2 separate regions of the Homo sapiens genome follow, and region 2 is linked to region 1. The links are chromatin loops, found by intact Hi-C in ENCODE. Cell type or tissue: gastrocnemius medialis. All regions are shown on one strand.

The links. Hi-C counts contacts between places; a loop is a spot of excess contacts. Peaks named below come from ENCODE experiments on the same cell type or tissue, not always from the same donor. Only the 100,000 strongest peaks of a DNase experiment are listed, where the experiment ranks them.
Region 2: a loop joins it to region 1, with 3 times the contacts of the local background. A loop is called at or near these places in 4 of 110 quality-filtered maps.

The regions. Positions count from the first base shown.
Region 1 is chr3:106,342,195-106,350,194 of GRCh38, forward strand. No RefSeq gene overlaps it. Among named protein-coding and RNA genes, the nearest start is that of CBLB, 480 kb to the left of the region's middle. In gastrocnemius medialis, no CTCF peak of the experiment used is centred here; DNase peaks (open chromatin) are centred at 391 and 3,267; H3K4me3 peaks cover 1,899 bases; H3K27ac peaks cover 7,654 bases.
Region 2 is chr3:106,453,293-106,461,292 of GRCh38, forward strand. The region is part of intron 5 of LOC101929485 (a long non-coding RNA gene); the gene reads right to left. Among named protein-coding and RNA genes, the nearest start is that of CBLB, 590 kb to the left of the region's middle. In gastrocnemius medialis, no CTCF peak of the experiment used is centred here; a DNase peak (open chromatin) is centred at 4,199; H3K27ac peaks cover 2,538 bases.

The DNA of each region.
Region 1 (8,000 bases):
TGGGATAGACTGGCATTTGCTTTGCTAGTTAAGATTTTACTAGATTCATTAAATTCAGATTGTTTTAGGATTAAACTGAAAACCTCTTCCTTTGTTGCCACAGTTATACCCATCTGGGGTTTAATCCTATTTTTCCAAGGGACATCTAACTCTAATGTAAATTACATGAAGCCAGAGAGTTTTTATCTAATTGGTTGACTGCTGTAACCTGAGAGCCCACTGCAGGACTTGGCACATAGATTCGGTACCCACCATATATTCATTAAGTGAATGATTGAAAGAATGAATGATATTTAGTCTCAAGTGAGGGAGAGAATGAGACTGTATTTAGATCAACTGGTAAGCCTAAATACTTGGTGTCAAAGTAGTTCACTCCAGCAATGCCAGGAACATTTGGATCCCAACCACACCCTGTGTTCCATCCCTTCTTCCTCCTTGCTTTTACTGCCGCTATTTTAATAAAACAGTTTTATTTGATCTTTTTACAAGTGAAAGAGTTGGGCAGAGCTTAATGAATGACCTTTATATCATATTGACTGTAGGAAAATTAAGAAAACTTAATTTCCCCCACAATATCATGGCCCTAAGCTAGGATTTTTAAAAATAAAGAGCAGCTTTAAATCATACAGAACATCAATTGCGTCTAAAAGTGACCCTTAATAAAACAACAATAATAAAAATTAAAAGAACAACAACATATGTAGTCAGCAAATTTTGTCTTCAGGACTCTATGCCTCCACTTTTTTCTTTCGTCATACTTTGCCCAAAGGCACTCAGTTTCTCCACTTCATGTCATCCTCCTCTCCCAGAAGAAAATTTTATAATTCATTCACTTTGAATTATTAATGAGACTTAATCTGTTGCTATCCAGAGGTATTACAATTTTAAATAAAAAATCCATTTCTAATCGTGTAAGAGTATTTGAGGCATTAAGAGGCTAACTGAGAAGCCCTGAAATCATATGATCCATTCCCTATATAATATTAATGAATATTAGTTAGCAATAAAACTCATGGGCTAGTAGTAGAGGCAAATTGGTAAAAATAATTCTAAATTTCTATAATTAGTGTGAATAACATAAGTATGTATCATGTGATTGTTTCAAAGGGGGGTGATCAGTTTGCCTGAGCACTCTGGAAGAATCATTATTTCACAAATCAGCCTTTTTAAAAATAATTGGATAGGTTTAATAATTTTTTTAAAATGTATCCTCTTGTTGAATTGAAGACTGTTTTAATGTTCTTTACACATTAGCCAAGTACTGGCCACTGGAGTGGAAAAAACCTCAGATGTTTTAGGTAGGTAGGTTTTTCTTCTTCTTCTTTAAGAACTGCTTATTTCCTCAACATTCAACAAGCTATATCCTTGTCTAATTTTAACTACTCCCCTTTCCACTAGACGCCATGGACTTCCAAGCATCTGTTCTAACTTAGTAAGGTTCTATCTAACATGGTAGCAGCTGACAAGAGGTAGTGAATTTGCCTCTAATAATGAGTGGACTATCACTCACTTGGTAGGTCCTCTGCCCGACTTCATTATTAGATGTGAAGTTTAATTAGGGGCTGAAGAAGTATAATTTCAAACACAGAACTCCTTTTAGAATAAAGACGCAGGTCACTGTCTACTTGCAGCTACCACAATCTATGTCTGCAATGGACTGGAATTTCTGAAAGGAAGGGCATAGCACTAAGCAGGCTGCTGAGGTGTTTTAATCCCTAAAATTCCAGTGGAAAGGTCACCATAAATGCCAAACATAACAGGACTTTAGTGACCATGAAACTCCCCTGAGAAATCCAGATAAGAAACAAATGATTAGTAGAGATTTAAAACAATGATAATACAGAATGCTGGTGAGAAGGATGCATGATTACATCTCTTGGTGGATTCAGCCTTCTGGAAGGTGATTTGGCAATGTGTGAATAATCTGAATGATCTAAATACCAGCCTGGACAATATAGCAAGACCTTGTCTCTAAGAATAAAAAAAAAAAAAATTACCCAGGCATGGTGGTATGTGCCTGTGGTCCCAGCTACTCAGGAGGCTGAGGCAAGAGGATCACTTGAGCCTGTCCAGTTGAGGCTGCAGTAAGCTTTAATCGCACCACTGCATTCCAGCCCAGGTAACAGAGTGAGATCTAGCCTCAAAAAAAAAAAAAAAAAAAAAAAAAAAAAAGTCTGAACATGTGCACGTACTTTGATCCAGAAATACCTTAAGCATAATCGGAGATGTATGTAAAAGTTTCCCTTATAAGTATGCTTATAGCAGCATAAGTTTAAATATTGGCATATATTTGATCATAGAAAGTTGCTTAAATTAAATTAATTTGCTTATCCATGTGACTGGATATGACAGAGTCACTGAGAATCATACTATAGAATAATGAATGACATGGGAAATGGTACTTATTAAATATTAATGGAAAGAAACAGGTCACAAAAATTATGCATTGTGACATGATTTAAATAATGTAAAGTACATGTATGTATGTAAGAGTAGGGGAAACTCAAAGTATTGACGTACCATACAGCAAAATGTAAAATATCTGATCCCTTAGCTATAGAGATGAGACTTTTTTTTTACTTTTTTCTTCATACTTTTCTAGAAATTCATATTTTCTATTATGATGAACCATAAGAAGTTACCGTTAACTGACTATAAATGGCCATTTTATAAGGTTCAAGCTCATGAGCTGAATATAAATATTTTTATAATAAAAATAATAATTTTGGTTTATTAAAGAAATGATCTTCCTGCCACACAGGCTGAGATATTAGTCTTTCATCTGTAATAGGTTGCAGTCAGGTTAGCTAAAAATCAGCAAAGTTCTTGTTTTCCAGCACCTTTTCTGTTCACTCCAGTGTGTATGCAGAAAGACAATAATATTCTAGGTGTGTTGTGAACCAAAAACATTCGATAAACACCGGTTGATCAAGAAAACATTTTCATGTTCCCTTTTATGACAGGGAGGGTGGTGTGGGAAAAACCAAGAGATTTTATTATTTTGTCTGGGAAGAGGCCCATATGTATGAGTTCCCTTTGTAAAGGAAACTGTGACACCAAAAAGGTATTGCTTTACCCTTGCACCAGTAGATTTTCCCAGCTTCTATCTTTAACAGGGAAAGCCAGGCTCATAAAATGAGATTGAAATATAAAACTTTCTTTCCACACATGCACCCACCGTCTAACCTCAATCACTCTGATTTGCAGTCTCTCACTTCACCAGTAATCACTGCCATCCTAACTATGGAGTGGTTGAGCCAAGCTGTGGGATTGTGGCATTAGATTTGCAAGGCTCTAGAAGTGTGTCGTAAGATAAACATAACATTGCTAAAGCCCTGAATCGGATCATATGACTCCTTAAGACTTCAAGGAGGGAACATACCACCTATCAAATGGCATGGCTCAAAAAGGCATAGCTTAGTAGGTTAATTTACTTTTCCTTTTACTGGATGACTAGTGCAGCTGGTAGGTTTTGGGCAATCAGCTAAACTTAGAATTGTGGTCAATAGACAGACATTCTCTGCTGAAAGTCTTGGCTGTGAGTACGGATTCACACTGGAATAAATTGTCTGAACTTTAACTACACAGAGAATTGGGCAACTTGTCCACAGATATTTAGAAAAGAGTTGGAAGAATCCTTGAGGTTTTCCACTCCAACTGGCCACCCAGTGAAAAAAAATCTCCATTAAAGCATACTTGATGGATGGTGTCAGTCAGTCTCTGCCCGAATGCACAGAAAGTTCAACTACTCTATGAGTCAACCTTTTCCATTGTTGGAGTTAGAAAAGGCTTCCATATTAGGGAGCTGGTATCTCCCTTGTTGTTGGTTTTTATATGGTCCTGGTGCTGCCCTCTAAAGCAGAAAATGTTTACTTCCCCTTTCACGTGATAGACTTTTAAATACTTGAAGGCAACAACAATAGGTTAAATCTTAATTAATAAACAAAATGAGAAGACTTGAGAAACAAAGAATAAATGCCAGCAAAAAACATGCTCACATTAAATGGAAACAAAGGCTATATTTGCTTTTTAAAATAAACTTTTTAAAGAATAGTTTTAAATTTACAGAAACATTGAGACAATAGTGTTCCCATATACTTCCACTTATTACACACCCAGTTTTCTATATTATTAACATCTTGCATTGGTATGGTACATTAGTTACAATTAATGAACCAATATGAGTACATGATTATTAACTAAATCTATACTTCATTCGATTTTCTTAGTTGTTACCTAACGTCCTTTTGCTCTTCCAGGATCTTATTCTGGATGGCCTGAATTAAGCACTACATTTAATCTCCATATTTCTTTAGGTTCCTATTGGCTGAAGAGTTCTTTACTTTCCTTGATTTTGCTATTGTTGATGGTTTTCAGGAGTACGGGTCAGGAATTTTGCAGGATGTTCCTTTATGGAAATTTGTCTGATGGATGGGTTATATGTTTTTAGAACAAAGATCACAGAGATAAAGTGCCATTTTCATCACATATCAAGGGTTTATGCTATCAACATGATCTTGACTTTGATAACCTGGCTAAGGTAGTGTTTCTAGTGTTTCTTCACCATAAAGTTCCTCATTTTCCTCCTTCCTCATGGCAATCTTTGTAACAAAGCCATTCTGTATAGTGGGAAGTTATAATGTCCCTCTTTTAGAGTGCAGCATCTACATAATTTATTTTGAATTCTTCTGAATGGGAGATTTTTCTCTTCACCATTCAATCATATATTTATATCAATATAGATAATGAATTAATATAGATCACTTATTTTATATTTGAGTTTAGAATTCAATGCTATTTCATGCATTTTGTTGCTCAAATAGTTCCAGTTTTGGCCATTGTAAACTCCTTCAATTGATGTTTGTGCCCCTTTGCCACACTCCCATCAATATAGGTTGTTTTATGGGGTTTATTGTAGTTGTTTTGTGTGTGTGTGTGTGTGTTGTTGTTGCTGTTTAAACACCTCCTTCTTGTACCACAGAATCTTCCAGGATTATCTGTATATTTCATCTCCCAGTCCTAGAATCAGTCATTTCAGACATTTCTCTAAGGGGTCTTGTGTTTTTGTTTTTTGTTTTTATTGGATAATGGTATTATTATAGAAATTAAGAACCAGGTGCTAGGTGTACTTGCTCCTACTGGGGAGTTGTTTTATTTAGGCACTCTCAGCTTACAGAACAAGGAAATGTATGTGAGTATCCTAAACCATGTATATACACATATCTACAAACTTTTCTATATGTAGCCATATGTATCTATATTAAGCTAAACATGAGTTCATACTGATATCTCCAACTCTAATTCACTCCTAGTGGATTATTTTAGCCTCCTGCTGCTGCCCATCTGTAAACTGTCACTTCTACAGTAAGAAATGCAGCTTCTACCATCTGCTATCCATTTACTTAAATGTTTACTTCCAGTATATGTGTGTAGCAGAATCAGAATTGTTAACCTGCACTCCTGTGAGAAACAACTTTAGCAAGGCATATGTACAGTTTTACCTTTTGATTTGCAGAGATGTTTGCTTTTAACAAACAGGATTTTTAAAACCTAGTTTATATTTTTGAGCCGTTCTTATCCGTCATTCAGTAATGACAATTTGCTATGGTTGATAGCACATTGCTTGCTTACTAGAATTTAAAACTTTGCAGAAGCTGTCCTGCCAATTTATTTATTTATGAATTCAACATTCTTCTTTATAGAGAAGAGGGTATGCCACTAATAAGTACATTTCTGTTAAGTTAAAGGTAGTAAATTAAGCAAAATTGACCCATGTTAATGAGATTATTAACAGATGTCTACCCACCATGCCAGGTCGATTTCAACAACACCAAGGAGACAGAAAGCTAGAGAAGAAAGTCAGGAAATAAGAGACCTGCCACCTAAACAGTTTCAGAGATGTCATAATCCTCTAAGAATACTCCCCAAGAAAGGTTTCTTACTGTTTCAGACACCAGTTCTCAGATAGGAAAACCCAGCAACCTTCTTTTCAGCCAATAGAACCATTGTTCAAGTGACGAAGGACTGCTACAGTTTAGAAAGCATTTGTTGGTAAAACTTTCATAAAAGTAGATGATGAACAAGCCTATGTTGATCACACTGGGTGTGTGCCAGTGTCTGATACTGAATACCCTCCCTGACAAGTGCTTCCGCAGTGCTTCCACATTCTTCCAACTGCAATACCTTAAAATAGAAGGATCAACTGTGTGGAATAAATGTCTGACTATCGGTCTGAAGATTTGGCTCCTCATTCTTGTTCTGCCAGTTAGTATTGGTGTGGCTTTGGAAAAGTCACTGAATCTATTACCTTATTTGAAAACTAGATGGATCATTAAGTAAGGTCAAAGTCAGTCAAGCTTTTAATGATTTTCAGTAGATGAAGCTTGTCTTTCCTAATGATGCTCTGTTTTTTTCCTTCACTAAAGGAAGAAAAAAATTATCTCCAAGAAACAACCTCTTACACAATTCAGTCTAATGAAATTCAGTTCTACACAAGAAATACTGAGATTTTATTAAGTGCCAGGCAATGTGCTAGGCCCTGAGATAAACCTGTTTCGAAGACAAACAAGGTCCATGCCTTTGCAGAGCTGATAGTCTAATATGATAAACAAATAGGTAAACATGCACTTTACAGTGATGTATGATAAGGGCTTTGATGGGTAACAAGAACAATCACAAATATTTTTAAAAGAGCCCTAAACTTTTAAAAGTCTATTCTCAGGAAAAATCTGAAATATACTCTAATAAGAAATTGTCTGTGAATAATTTAAAGACTATTCCAATTGTGGGGAAGGGAATCTATACTTCACAGCTTTTATTTACTGGAAAAAGATCCCTAAAAGCGCATTTTTAGGTATTTGCTGGCCTGTGGGGGGCCTGGGGCGTTCTCAAGCTCTTGACATCACTGTAGTATAGAGCCTATACTACTACAGAGATAGATGATCATTTACTCTGCCCACTTGGCATGTAGCTGGATCTAATGCAAGACTCTTCATGTCTTATCTTTAGGTTGTCTTTTCAGCTCAGAAATATAAATATTCAGTATTATTGGAACAAGAAGGCCTTTCAATCAACTTGTGCCATTGCCCACATTCCTTGAAAGGAGGACAGCCTGTTCTAAGTGATAACAAATTCTTAATTTACTGAAATCTCTGCTTCAATCAGATCTGCTGCTGCAGCCTACTGCCCAGGCTGATAGCTCCCTTATCTACACTCCCTCAGAAAATAAAAGGTGGAAATGCTGAATTGCTGCCAGTCTTCTTCCAGTCAAGGCCTTCTATTAAAAGGTCTGGAAGGGCCAGCTCCTTGCCCAGAGCACCTTCGAACATGGCTATGGAGTAGAAGCTCAGCTTAAGGACTTAAGGACAAGATGTTAAACTAGAAAAAAAGAGAAATGTCGATTTTGACTTTGAGAAAGCTCACAAGCCACTTAAATATTCAGATCTATTAGCCAAGTCATAGCCAAAAGTGACTGTGGCATTTTCATCAGATAAGCAACAAAGATAAATACTATGTTTCCTGTCCCACAGTGATTACTACTTTAACTTGTTAAATTTCTTTTAAGTTGAGGCTTTTTATATCTGTCACCAGATTCTGAATTCATTTTGTTGTTTGTAAATCAAGAAAAGACTTGAGTTTCTTCCTGTGTGGACTAAATACTACTAAGCTTCATATTCTGGGCATTTATAGATTTACCTGTACTTTCTAAAATCCTTCCTCTCGACTTATTTTTTATTTTTAAGAACCATTGGCCACTCTTTTGCCTTCCTCACTAAGTAAGCACTTACAGTTTGGGCACATGCTGTTTTACTAAACACAATGGATCCAAACTCATGTGTCAACACAAGGGTTGTTGAGCGCAGTGAAGTTGTGGTATTAGTCATTCCAAACTGAAATTGTGGACTAATCTTTACATTCCTGCCATTCGTTCCTCAGCCATCCTTCTCTTTTCCGTTAGCTAAATAACCAGGAAGGTGTTGAACAATGTAAACAGCATCCAA
Region 2 (8,000 bases), 110 kb after region 1:
CAGACACATCCAGAAATACTGTTTTACCAGCTATCTGGGCTTACACTAGTCACATTGACAAATACAATTAAGTAGCATCACGTGGCTAAAATATAATTACTTTTTATATAAGTACTTGTACACATGTGTCTATTCTTCCTAATATTCTCTACTTACCCCCAAGATTGAATAAAAATATAAGTAATTGCTTAATTGCTTAATAATTAATAGCTTAATAATTAAATATAATAAAAAATATATTAATCTCCTCATAGTAACTACCCTGCAAGTCAGCCTTGGTCGAACATCATCCCTATCAGACCTCTGAAGGTTTTAACCTTCAAGGAAGATTATTAAATCTTAAAAAACACACAATCAGTATGGGGCAGGGAAGAGGAAGTTGCATTTCTGTTTTGCACTGGGCTTTGTTCTAGGTGACATGTCTTGGTGTATTAGTTAGACATTAGCATGTGGGATGTCTATTAAGGAGTCATTGTATGTGATAAACACCTATTGGAAAAACAAAACAGAATTTGGCACAGAGAGAAGCCAAACTGCATGTAAGTCTCAGTGAAGGCTTCAGCTGATCCTGAGGGGAGTACAGAGGATGAGAGAACCCATTGGAACTGTTATAAATTTGGTTGAAAGGACCAAGTCTTTATACTCACACCTCTGTCAGTCATTGGATTTGGGCTGCCCCAGGAAGCAGGTGTGACTTGGGGTGAAAGTCTCTTCAACAGAGGTAGTACCTGAAGGGGATGACAGCTGAGGGCTGTCTGTTGCAGCATCCTGGCAGTTGGTATACTAAAATTTTCATTTCTGAAAAAGCTTCTAGATAATGCATTGTAGTGTCCACCACATAGTGTGTCAGCTGCTATTGAGAGGCAAAATATGTCAAGACCTGAGACTTGACCATTGGTGGAAGTCACTGGTGTACTCTTTTTCTTAATGATGGATGCTTACAACATTTGTGTTAAGTTTCAGGCCATAAAAAAATGTGTAGCTCTTCTTACTTGATAGTGAATAAACCATTTTCTGGATCTTCTCCCTGGCTCAACTGGATCAAAAACTATTTTCTCACTGTAGCCTAAGGAATGTCACCTACTGATTTCCTTTGTCCTGGCTTATATCTCACATTTAGAGTTAGAAGTAGAATTCATTTCCCCTAAAACATTTATATTGTGCAGGGGAAGTGTGGAAACTTGAATGAAAATAGGGGCATTGTCAAGAGAGGGGAAAGCATATATTGGGGAACTAATCATAATGACTAACAATGGATACCGCATTACTTAGTTTCTGTGTTCATTTGGAATAATTGATTTCACTAATTTATGCAACAAATCTTTGTTTAGACCAGGTCGCGTTGCTCACTCCTGTAATCCCAGCACTTTGGGAGGCCAAGGAGGGAAGATTGTTTGAGCTCAGGAGTTTGAGACCAGCCTGGGCAACACAGTGGGACCCCATCTCTACAAAAAATAAGAATTAGCCAGGCATGGTGGTGCATGCATGTAGTCCCAGCCTGCAAGGCTGAGGTGGGAGGACCCCTTGAGCCTCGGGGGATGAGACTACAGTGAGCTATAATTGCACCACTGTAATCCAGCCTGGGTGACAGATTGAGACCCTGTCTCAAAAGAAAAAAAAATTATTGTTAACTTTAGGCCAGGTACCAAGGATTCAGCTGCATACTAGACATAACGTGTCTATGCTCCTTGATTTAGTGTTTTCCAGAGGGAGGAAGAAAAAACAAATAACAAGTCTTATAGATTGTGTTAATTGCACTTAAGCAAACAAAGACAACAATATGACTGACATTAAGAGACGATGTTTCAGAAATGTGATCAGAGAGGATTTCATTAGAAAGTGATATTTTCAGCAACCCTGTATTATTTTGCTTTCTTTCTTTCTTTCTTTTTTTTTTTTTTTTGAGATGGAGTTAGGTTCAAGTGATTCTTCTGCCTCAGCCTCCTGAGTAGCTGGGATTACAGGCATGCACCACCACACCTGGCTAATTTTGTATTTTTAGGAGAGACGGGGTTTCTCTATGTTGGTCAGGCTAGTCTCGAACTCCTGACCTCAGGTGATCCGCCCACCTCGGCCTCCCAGAGTGCTGGGATTACAGGCGTGAGCCACCGCACCTGGCCTTTTATTTACTGTTAAAAAAAAAGGAGTAAAAGAGAGCAAAAGAAGAAGTAAGGAGGGAGTGAAGGAGGAAAAGTATTGAAGAACAAAAGATTTACTAAAGATTGCACACTAGATTATTCTTTTATGCTGCTGTTGTTACTTTGGAGGAAATTAGAATATGCTCCATTCTACTGCCATGAAAATCTAAAAATCTTATACCTGTCTCAGAGAAAGGCCAGAGAAAATTGCTATATATAAAACTACTAGATTTAAATGGCTATCAATGTTCTTGAAACTTTAATTAGCCTGAGTGGTACTTAAAGCCATGCAGTCAGGAAGGAAGATGGTGGGGAGGGAAGAGAAGTGGATTATGCAGCTGTTTCAGGGGCATACACTTCCACAAAAATATTATGCAGAGCCCAGCATGAAATAGATTCTTAGCATATGCTTATTGAGTAAACATATGCATATTAAAAATTTTCTATATAAATAGCACTAACAAACATATTGACTACCTACTCAGTATAATGCCTTCTCCCACGTTTTTGTAATTGAAAAGAAACTGTATGATTAACAGTGATAACTGATTCTTAGAGAACAAATTTATACACTGAGATCACATAAGAATGCACAAGGAGCAGTGTATGAAATCTTAAATGAACAAGCAATGCCATGAAATTGCTCCTTTGGTGCTAAAAACCAAACTTATTGGTTTGGGGAAATGGAGATGATATTGTCTAGTTTATTTGGTGTCATTATGTATTATAAAATCCATTCCAATTTAGTTACATCTGAAAATTCATTGTAATAAACTTTATTTACTCCACTAACTCAGATGAAAATTATGTTTTAGGAAGTAGAAACAGTAGTAGTTTGGGTAGAGAATAAAAAAATGTATTCTAGAAGTCGGTGAGCACATAGATAGCTAGTAGAGGACTGCATGGGAGCTAATTTCCAAATATGGTCCCCAAATGAATCAAGGTTCTTCATAATTTCCTTCTTCTATGGCCCCTTCCACAGTGATTGGAATTGGCCTTGTATAATCAAGAGAATACAGCAGAAGTGATGCTGAGTGACATTTGAGATTAGGTCATGTCAAGCCTTGCAACTTTCACTTGAGTTTCTTAAAATGCTCCTTCTGGAAGTCAGTGCCATGAAAGTATTCCAGCTACTGTGAGACTCCTACACTCTTCAGAGAGGCCACTTAGACAAAAAGAGATGCTTGACTCCACTCAGCTATTTCAATCCACGCATCACATGCAAGAAAATAAGCTATCTTGATTTCTTTGAACTCTATTAGACCCCATAGAGGAGAATAGAAAAACCAAGTTGACCTCTAGAACTAAAGCGCTGGAAGTGGCCCCAGTGATGCCATGCCAATCATCTCCAGTCATTTCAGCCACTCCAGCTGAGGCCCAAACTTGCAGGAAGAGGGAAAAGCCATCCCACCATGCCCTGACAAAATACCTGAACCACAGAATGAACATACATATAAATTGTTGCTATTTAACCTGCTAAAAGTTTGGAATGGTTTGTTACTCAGGAATATATACCAGAACCAAAATTTGGTACCAGAGGCAGGTTTTTTTTTTGTTGTTAACAAAAATGCAAAGCATGTGCCTTTGAATTTGGGAGCTTGTGTTGAGTGGAGGAGTAAAGGATCCCAAGTAGACTGTGAGAGTGGAAAAAGAATGCAGAAAAAGTGTTATTGGAGGCTGCAGAAAAGATAAACTGTGTAATATTGTGGTAGAAAATTTAGAAAAATTGCTGACAGCTGCAATGGAAATGTGGTGGTTTTAGAATATTTCCACAAATTCTTTGATACTCCCCCTTTTAAGAAGTGGAGCCTAATTTCCCTCCTTGAGTGTAGGCTGAATTTAGTGAGTTGCTGCTAATGAAAAAGTGAAATAAAAATGTATGACTTCAAAGAGTAGGTTATAAAAGAAACTGCAGCTTCTTACTTGCCCTCTCTTTGGTAGACTGTCAAAAGATGCCTATTATGCTGGGAGGACTCCCTGACTACCCTGTGAAACCAACACCTTCTGCCAGCAGCCCATGCAGAACTGAGGAGTTCTGCCAATAGTGACATGACTCAGCACCTAGATTGTTGATCCTCCAGCTTCAGGCGTGTTGACAGTTGGCCACAAACCCCACTGACATCTTGATTGCAGATTCATGAAGAGTCTTGAGCCAGAAGCATCCAGCTAAGGCACTTCCAGATTCTTGATTCTCAGAAACTATGTGAGAAAATAATTTTTGTGTTGTTTTATCTTAAGATGCTAAATTTCAAGGTAATTTTTTACACGGCAATAATAATATAGGGGGCACAGAAAATAAAAATGAGCCTATCAACTAGAGGATCTTGTTTAGCAGACATTAAGGCAGAATGTTGAGAGAGCCAGCTGGTTCCTTTTAGTTGTGTATAATGAACTATGGCTATAGAGAGATGAGATAAAGAAGGAACTGGTCACTTTTTAAGCTGAAATTTGAGGATACATGAAAGAGCCAGGATTAGCTTCAGATTACAAAAGATTCTCAGTTTAAGTAACAGACTCAAAACAAGGTCAAATACAGCATCTTGCCAGTAAAATGTGACCACAGAGCCATAATGGGATGAAATTTTCAGGAAGAGGATAAGTATAATTTTCAAGTGTATGGGATGTGGGTTGTTGTGGTCAGAGAGCTGATGGTAAAAGAGTGCATTGTCCCAAAGATGAGAGCAATAGTATCTCTAAACCCACGTGCTTCTTCTGCAGTGTAACCTTCCTAATTCTACTTCAGAGAGGACATTTATTTCTCCACCTTCTGGAATCTGGGTTGACAATGCAACTACCATGACAAAATGAAAGCAGTGGAAGTAATGCTGACCTTGTGCTGACCTTGTCATGGGTATAGCCCTTGGATGGCTAGGCAGTTTCCATTTTCTGTCTCTGAGAAGCCAGACACCATGTAAGAAATGTGACTATCCTGAGACCACCACACTGTACAAAATACAAGCTATATATGGAGGTCCTGCAGGATGGCACATCATGTACAGAGAGACAGAGCGGCTCAAAGCCACTGAGGTATCCATCATGTGAATAAAGAACCTATCTTGGAAGTGGATGTTCTTCCAGTCTTTTTAGTCTGTTGCATGCTGCTATAATAGAACACCAGAAACTGAATAATTTATGAACAATAGAAGTTTATGTGGTTCACAGTCCTGGAGGCTGGGAATTCCAAGATTAAGAGGACATTTATTACAGAAGACATCACATGTGCAAAAGGTGTCATAAAGGCAAGAGAGTATGCAAGGGAGGGCAACAGGGGGCCAAACTCTCTTTTATAATAAACCTACTATGATAAGAACATTAATGCATTTATGAGAGCAGAGCCCCCATGACCTAAATACCTCCCATTAGGGCACCACCTCCCCAAACTATTACACTGGGGATTAAATTTCCAACACATGAACTTGGAGGACATATTCAAACCATAGCGAGCCCCAACTGACATGCACCACCCACCTAAGATTATTTCTATGTCATGATAAAAATAAAATGGTTCTTTTAAAATACTAAATTTGGTGTGATTTGTTCTATACCAATAAATTAGAACTCTAATTCTGCATGACTCACTTGAACACTGCTCTATCAAAAAGCACAAAGCAAAGCTAGTGACTTGGTTCTGACAAATGAAATACAGTAAAAGGAATGAGATGTCACTTTGGAGACTAGGCTATTAAAAGACTATGATTTCTATCTCGGTGCACTCTCTCACTCTCATTCCCTCTCTTTAAGGGAAGCCGGGAAGCTGGCTGTCATGCTGTGAAGCGGCCCTGGAAAGCTGGAATCCAACTTCCATATCATGATGACACTCAGGCAGCCTATCAGGAAGGAAGCCCATATAGGAAAAAATGAGGACTGCTGGCCACCATATTAAGCTTGGGAGACTGTCTGAGGTCTGACAATAGTCACATAAGTGAATTGGGAAATGGACCCTCCCCTAGTTGGGCCTCAAGATAATTGAACTGCAGTGGAAAGCTTGAATGCAATCTTTTGAGAGATGTTGAGGGAAAACCACCCAAACACATTACTGCCAGATTACTGACCAATAGAATCGATGAAATAGTAAATGTTTGTTGTTTTAATCCACTCATTTCAAAGTAATTTATTATGCACCAATAGATAACTAATGCAACTAATACAATCCTCTTCTACTCTTCTTAGTTTTCTTTTTTTCCTTCTGTTGAGAAGCCTGTTCTCTAATTGTTTCTCTCTCTCTCTCTCTTTTTTTTTTTTTTTTTTTTTTTTTGAGACACAGTCTTACTCTATTGCCCAGGCTGGAGTGCAGTGGCGCAATCTCGGCTCACTGCAACCTCTGCCTCCTGGGTTCAAGCCATTCTCCTGCCTCAGCCTTCCGAGTAGCTGGGACTACAGGCGCGCGCCACCACGCCCAGATAATTTTTTGTAATTTTAGTAGAGATGGGTTTCACCGTGTTGGCCAGGATGGTCTCTATCTCTTGACCTCATGATCTGCCCGTTTTGGCCTCCCAAAATGCTGGGATTACAGGCGTGAGCCACGCGCCCGGCCTGTTTCTCTTTTTATTTTATCTTTTTCTCTGCCTAAGATGTTTATCTTTTTAAAATTCTTTATACTTTTTAAAATCCTTAGCTTTATACTCTGATGTATTGGGTCAAATTTTCATTGTATGTATTATTCTTCTTGAGGTTCACAGTTATTCTACAACTTTTTTTTATAACTTTCCAATAATTTGGAAATTGAAGCCATATCTTTCCACATATTGCTTCTATACCATTCTTTCTTCTCTTTCTGAGACTCCAATTACAAACATGATAAAACTTCTCAGTATGTCCCTCAGGATTTTTATGCTGTCTTGTGCATTCTTCATTATTTTAATTCTCTGTACATTTAAAAATTTTTAACACTTCTGGGTACATGGTAGGTGTACACATTTATGGGGTACATGAGATATTTTGATAAAGGCATAAAATGTGTACTAATCACATCAGGATAAACAGGGCATCCATCACTTTCAACATTTATCCTTTGTGGCTGGGCACAGCGGCTCATGCCTGTAATCCCAGCAGTTTAGGAGGCTGAGGTGGATGAATCATGAGGTCAGGAGTTCGAGGCCCGCCTGGCCAACATGGCAAAACCTGGTCTCTACTAAAAAATACAAAAATTAGCCAGGTGTGGTGGCAGGCACCTGTAATCCCAGCTATTCGGGAGGCTGAGGCAGGAGAATCACTTGAACCCAGGAGGCAGAGGTTGCAGTGAGCCAAGATTGTGCCACTGCACTCCAGCCTGGGCAACAAGAGCAAGACTCTGTCTCGAAAATAAATAAATAAATAAATAAATAAATAAATAATTTATCCTTTATGTTGAAACGATCTAATTAGACTCTTTTAGTTATTTTTAAATGCACGATTAAATTATTATTGACTATAGTCACCCTGTTGTGCTAGCAAATACTAGATACTGTTTACTCTTTTTAACTATTGTTTTTTACCCATTAATCATCTCCACTTCCTCCTCATCACTCCACCATTCTTCCCAGCCTCTAGTAACCATTATACTCTCTATCTCCATGAATTTAACTTTTAACAACATAGATGGAACTGGAGGTCATTATGCGTGAAATTAGCTATTTTTTGTACCCATTAAAAATCCCCACCTCCCCCGACATCTGGTAACTATCCTTCTACACTATATTCATGAATTCAGTTGTTTTGATTTTTAGGTTCCACAAATATGTGAGAATGTGCAATATTTGTCTTTCTGTGCTTAGCTTATTTGACTTATAATGACCTCCAGTACCATCCATGTTGCTGTAAATGACAGGATCTCATTCTTTTTATGGCTGAATAATACTCCACTCTGTATATATACCACAATTT